Linked DNA regions of Mus musculus: region 1 is linked to region 2. The links are chromatin contacts, found by Hi-C or POLR2A ChIA-PET in ENCODE. All regions are on one chromosome and are shown on one strand. The core of a region is the stretch at or near the end of the contact, and the rest is flanking DNA. Distances in the headings are between cores, read along the strand shown.

Region 1 (3,098 bases), core at 70-2,569, 260 kb before region 2:
GGGTAAATTTTCTGTTTCATTCATTTTGTTATCTCAGCAGCGCTCAACAATTATATGCTGAATTAGCAGAGCTGGGATGCCATTCAATTGAAGAGCGCTGTATCAAGCAGGTGAGTGGTCCCAGTCTGGGGTTCCATCCTCAAAGCAAGAGGAGACACAGGGGACAACTAGTATACAACGACATCGAGTACCAAACTGCCCTATACGCCGCAGGCTTTGCATACAATCTCTAATAAAAGATCAAGAGGGCATGACAGGGTAGGCCGTACTCTCTTGAGTTCGAGGACAGCCTGGGCTAAAAGTGTGAGGGGCTACAGAAGAGAAGCCGGGTCTCAATAAAACCAAAGGGAAAAATAAGGCTGAAATTTGTTATTTGGGGACTCTGGATTAGCATCCTAAAGAGTTTTTTGCTCTCCAGGTTTTTACATATCAGGTCTATGGGAGAACGAGTCATATTCAACAAGACCAAATGCTCATTAGTACAATGACTTAACCTTAAGAGGTCCAAAACAATTTGCTCAGTAGTGGAAAGTCGGTTGCCTCCCCGGACTCAGTTACCTCTGCCTCCGAAGCGCTATAAACAGCAGCTGGGGCGGAAGAGGCGGGAAAGCCCACTGACGGGACCAGAGGAGGCCTGTGGCTCCGAGGCCCCTTTCCAGGGGATCTGAAGGAGAAAGGAGGCAAGGCTCCCTTTCCAAGAATCTCCCCAACACAACCCCAAGAGAAAGCCTCGTGGGAGAGAGAAACAAGCGTCCGAGATGCGTAGATATAGCCCAGGGTACGCAAAGGGGAGAGGCAAAAGCGGGGAAGGCACGTTACCCTGAGAAGAGCCAGATCTAAGGGTCTTCTCCTCCAGCAGGATGATTTATGGAGGACTGAGAACCAAAGCCCAGGACCCAGGCATCGAGAGAGGCCTCACATTTACTAACTTTATACCAACGGGCGCCTCGGTGCACTTCTGGTCTGGCGACTGCCCTTCCCTGCACTCCGCCCGCGGCCCCGCCCAACCTCTCCCAGCCGCGCCGCCCTCCCACCCACCGCAGCCACCCCGCGCAGCACGCATGCTCAGAGCTGACGGCCGCTGGGCACGCTGGGAAATGTAGTCTCAACGCAGGTGCGGGTGAGTCGCGGGAAATCACAACCCTCCCGCCACCTCTCCTGCCGGCTCTCTCGCACGCCGGGTCCCCGCGCGCTGTCTGCCGTCAGGGCGCGCCCGGAGGCAGAGCCCGAGTCCCCCGTCTTTCCGCTAGCGCGGCTGGGGAGGCGGGGTCCCAAGCCCGGCCCCTCAGGCAGCTCCCCGCCTCCCTCCCGCCCTCCCCGCGGCGTCGGGCCGGTGCCCGAATCCAGGCAGCGGCCGCAGGAGGCGCGGCGGCGGCGGTGGGCGCCGCAGGCGATGCCCCTGCCCCGCTGCTCCGGCGGGGGGCAGAGCGCGCGGCGGCGGCGGCGGCGGCGGGGAAGGAGGCGGGGGGCGGCGGCGGAGGGGCCGAGAGCTGGCGGCGGCGGCGGCGGTGGTCGTGAAGGGCATCGGTGACGGAGATGATGTGAGTGTCGGCTGGCTGGGACCCCCGGGGCTGCCGAGCCGGAGCTGGGCGGCTGGCAGCGTACGGGAATCGGAGCGGGAGGCCTGGGGCGGCAGAGGGGATGCTGTGTGCGCGGTGCGGAGCCGGCCGAGGCCGGAGCGCGAGAGCCGGGCCAGAGTAGGGGTTCCGGGCGGCGGCAGCGGGGGCAGTGCGGACCCAGGGGCGTCTGCGATTGTTCTCAACACCCCTCCCCCATCCCACCCCGTGTGTCTGTTTGTCACTTGCAGCTGAAGATGGAAAGAGCCAGGCGAAGGGGAGGCGGCGGCAGCGGCGGCGGCCGTGGCCGCGGAGGCAAGAATGTAGGGGGCCCTGGCCTAAGCAAGAGTAGACTCTATCCCCAGGCCCAGCATTCTCACTACCCCCACTACTCCGCGTCAGCCACCCCTAATCAGTCTGGGGGCACATCCGAAATCCAGGAGCTAGCCTCCAAACGTGTGGACATCCAGAAAAAGAGGTTTTACCTAGACGTGAAGCAGAGCTCCCGGGGCCGCTTCCTAAAGATAGCCGAAGTCTGGATAGGGAGAGGCCGGCAGGACAATATCAGAAAGAGTAAACTGACCCTCTCCCTGTCGGTAGCAGCAGAGCTGAAGGACTGTCTAGGCGACTTCATCGAGCACTATGCCCATCTGGGCCTGAAAGGCCACAGACAGGAGCATGGCCAGAGCAAAGAGCAAGTCTCCAGGAGGCGGCAGAAGCACTCTGCACCCTCCCCACCGGTGTCAGTGGGGTCAGAAGAGCATCCTCACAGTGTCCTCAAAACGGACTATATAGAGAGGGACAATAGGAAATACTACCTGGACCTAAAGGAAAACCAACGAGGTCGCTTCCTAAGGATTAGACAAACCATGATGCGGGGCACTGGCATGATCGGTTACTTTGGCCACAGTTTGGGCCAGGATCAGACTATTGTCCTCCCAGCACAAGGTATGATTGAATTTCGTGATGCCTTGGTTCAGCTGATTGAAGACTACGGCGAAGGAGACATAGAAGAACGAAGGTGTGGAGACGACGACCCACTTGAACTCCCAGAGGGGACCTCTTTCAGAGTGGACAATAAAAGGTTCTACTTTGATGTGGGCTCTAATAAATATGGAATTTTCCTGAAGGTAAGTGAGGTGAGACCGCCTTACCGTAATACTATTACTGTTCCGTTCAAAGCTTGGACAAGGTTTGGGGAGAATTTTATCAAGTATGAAGAAGAGATGAGGAAAATTTGCAACAGCCATAAGGAAAAGAGAATGGATGGCCGTCGGGCCAGTGGTGAAGAACAAGAATGCCTGGACTAGCGTGAAATTGAACTCCAGCAGGCAGAATTTAGAAATCAGTAATTGGCTAAACGTACTGATCCGTAATCATGATCATTTGAAGAAGTTTCTCCTCTTTTGGGCCCTCTGTTATTAGTAATACCTCTAATAGTTTATACTTAAAAGGAGTCTGATTCTCATGTTATGTTATACATAGATCACTATAATTCTCATGGGAATTCCAACCTCCCCAGAGCCAAATAGTTTAGCTGCT
Region 2 (3,095 bases), core at 5-2,504:
AGGTCCTAAGTTCAATTCCCAGCAACCACATGGTGGCCCACAACCATTCATAATGAGATCTAACGCCCTCTTCTGGTGTGTCTGAAGACAGCTACTGTGTGTACTTACATATAATAAATAAATCTTAAAAAAAAATCAAAACCACCTCCAATTAGTCACTGATCGTCCTCAATAAATCACAGTGCTCTCAAATGTAAAGATTTTAACAGTACTGTAAACTCAAGTATCCCCTTACTTTTATGTTCTACAGAAGGTGATTAACTGATAAGAACTTTTTAGACTATGGAATGGTTCAAATGTTGCAGGTCCAGAGCCTAACCATGGATTATTATGGGCTTTAATTAGCCCACTTAATAGTCACTCATTGTTCACCTATATGCCTGACCTAACTATGCCTATCACATGGAACCTACACAATATATTAACTTAGCCCACAACCTTCTACCAATCCAAAAGTTTATTTTGTGAGCACCTGAGCCCTCTGCGAGAGGTTTTCCTACACGTTGCTGTAACTCATCTCCCTGATGGACCTACATATATTTAAGGTGTTTTGTGACATTTTTTTGGCTGTTACAATAAAAACTTTTGGAACCGTGGAACCGAGAATTTGAAGTAACCCAAATCCGTATTCTCAGAACACCACGGACATTTAGATTCGATTCCAAAATAAACTCTGACCTGCTCTGGGGCAGAGCGCTGTTTTTTAGGCTAACAGTACCTACAAGTCGTTGTGGCAGTAGTGGAGAGTGAGATTGCAAACAGGGTCTGACTTAGAATAAGATTCTCAGAAATGGTACTTGGGGACTCCCTTTCATCCATTCCTTGATCATGACACAAAGGCTTTCACCTGAAACATGGCTCAGCTATCAGCTTATTTACTTCCGGCTCTCATTACTCTTAGAGGCGAAACAGTTCCTATCTGTCCCTGCGCTTCTCACTCGGGTCCCTTTCCAAGCCGACCCTGGCCAGAGATCAAGAGAACTTTTTCCCGCGGAAATGGAGGCGGTTCCGGAAGAGGGGCGGGCGCGATGGATTCTGGGGATTGTAGTCAAAAGCGCGCGGAGGTCCGCGCCGCTCAGGTGACAACACTCCAGCTGGGAGCACCGAGAGGAGAAAGGCAACACTTACCGAGACTCGGGATCCCGCGCCGGAGCTCCAGACACAAGAGAGGGAGAGCAGAGAGCAAGAAAAGGCCCACGACGCCACGAGAAGCCATGGCGCGGAGGGCTCGCTGGGCGCAGTGCCCGCCCCTTCCGGCCGTGCCTTCCGCGAGCTCGCCCCGGAGGCCTCGGGCTGGGAGGAATGGAGGGAGGATGCTGTGCCCTGAGGCTGGGGCGCGGGCCCGGATGCGATTGCTCAGACGGCGCGGGTCATCTCCTTCGGCTGGGACGGTCCCTGTCCTGTGGATCTGAGGCTGGTCACGATGACAGTGGCTTATCAGACTGTGCAGGTCTAAAAGATGGTGCTCAGAAGACTGAAATGACTTAAAAGGGGCGGTTGACGCTGCGAGGCCCGGTGGCCTTGTGTCCCTTGGGGGTAACAGGGCGTTTGGTTCTTAGCTAACTAGTTACTAAGCATCTTCTCTTCCTAACAGGTCCTGCGGGAAGCTTAAAAGTGGGGTCTGCTCCCTAGTGCCTGTTCCTGCCCCACACCCGCGTGGAGAGTTCCCTAGACCTGCCCCCCACTCACTGTTCTCCCTGTCAATGCCTACACGTGTTACAGTTATGACTTAACGTTGGCCTCACAGTGACTTCCCTGCCACTCCATGACTCAGCTCTGGTAACTTAGAGTTCAGGAATGGAGGGCCTTCCCACTGACAAGATTCCCAACTTGGCAAGTCCTCAACCATCAATACCCCCAGTCGCTCTTCAGTTTAGCTTAAGTTCCAAGTATGTGTAAGTTACTGAATTTGTCCTAAACAAACTCAGCCCTGGGATACATGTCCTGTACAGAGACTATCTGATGTCTGGTGCCATGATAGGAATGTCTGTATAGAGTGCTACAGAACCACGTTCTGCAGTGTGGAGAAGAATTTCCTGAGGAGATAGTGACTAAAGTGTGAAGGTTTGGAGTTTGGACTTCGGACACTTTTAACCACAGCACTAGGGAGGCAGTGGCAGATGGATCTCTGAGTTCAAGGCCAGCCTGGTCTACAGAGTGAGTTCCAGGACTGCACAGAGAAACCCTGATTGAAAAAAACAAAAGAAAAAAAAAGTATACAGAGGAGCGTCCAAGACCTTGGAACAGTGAGCCCTAAATGGGTGAATATGAAACCCTCCCCTTAGGGAACCCCAAAGGAGCAGAGGCAGAAAGAGTAAGAGCAAAAGGGATGAAGGGCACGGAGAAAACAAGGCCCTCCAAAGCAAAAAAGATCGATAAATATGTGAACTCAGTGAACTGAGGCAGCATGCACAGAGCCTGTGTGGATCTTCACCGATAAGCTCCTAGAGCCCAAAGAAGTAGACAGCTATCCCCATCCTTAATCCAGCCACTATCTCCAACTGATAACCACTTGAAAAAGTAAATTCTCTCTCCAGGGAAGGCTCACTTGAAAAACATTTGCGATGGTAGACTGAATGGCCAGCAGTGGATGGCCAATACAACCTTAGAGGTTCCTGCTCTTGAAATGTCATGTCAGAGTCCTGCCTTTTTTTTTTTTTTAACCTCCTTTTACCCTAAAGTTCCTTTGTGTATATATTATGGCTTCCAGTTTAGTGTTTTTATGGCATTCCCAAGTGTGCCAACATGAGGCTTTGATTCTTACACTCTCTCTTGGGCTCTTCCCCTTCCGTCTGTTTTCTCTGATTCTGATGTATTAGTTCTATTTTAATTATCCTTTAGAAGCCTGTTTCATATTGACAGGAAAGGTGTGGATCCAGATGGGATGAGAGGTGGGGAGGACTAGGGGGAGGAGAAACTGTAATCAGGATATAATATGTGAGGAGGGGAATTTTATTTTATGTATATGGTGTTATGCCTATATCCCCTAGAACTTGTGAGCCACCAAGTGGGTGCTGAGAATCAAACCTAAGACCTCTGGAAGAGCAGCCAGTGCCCTTAACCACTGAACCATCTCTCCAACCCCCAAAATGTAC

What was found. Hi-C counts contacts between places; a loop is a spot of excess contacts on that map. ChIA-PET counts read pairs that join two places held with the same protein, here RNA polymerase II (POLR2A).
Region 1: a map of heart shows a loop between it and region 2 (3-fold over the local background). The contact joins the promoter of Purg here to the promoter of Ubxn8 in region 2. A Hi-C loop is called at or near these places in 4 of 37 maps with a recorded cell type or tissue (heart and left cerebral cortex). POLR2A ChIA-PET finds 5 or more read pairs at or near these places in 1 of 5 experiments (Patski).

What each region holds. Positions count from the first base shown.
Region 1 is chr8:33,384,523-33,387,620 of GRCm38, forward strand. Purg (purine-rich element binding protein G) reads left to right here and starts at 1,320. Exons shown (of 2, transcript NM_001382855.1): 1 at 1,320-1,541; 2 at 1,808-3,098. The coding sequence starts at 1,814. The coding sequence ends at 2,866. Wrn (Werner syndrome RecQ like helicase) reads right to left here and starts at 1,005. Exons shown (of 34, transcript NM_011721.4): 1 at 820-1,005.
Region 2 is chr8:33,640,722-33,643,816 of GRCm38, forward strand. Ubxn8 (UBX domain protein 8) reads right to left here and starts at 1,255. Exons shown (of 8, transcript NM_178648.2): 1 at 1,129-1,255. The coding sequence starts at 1,216.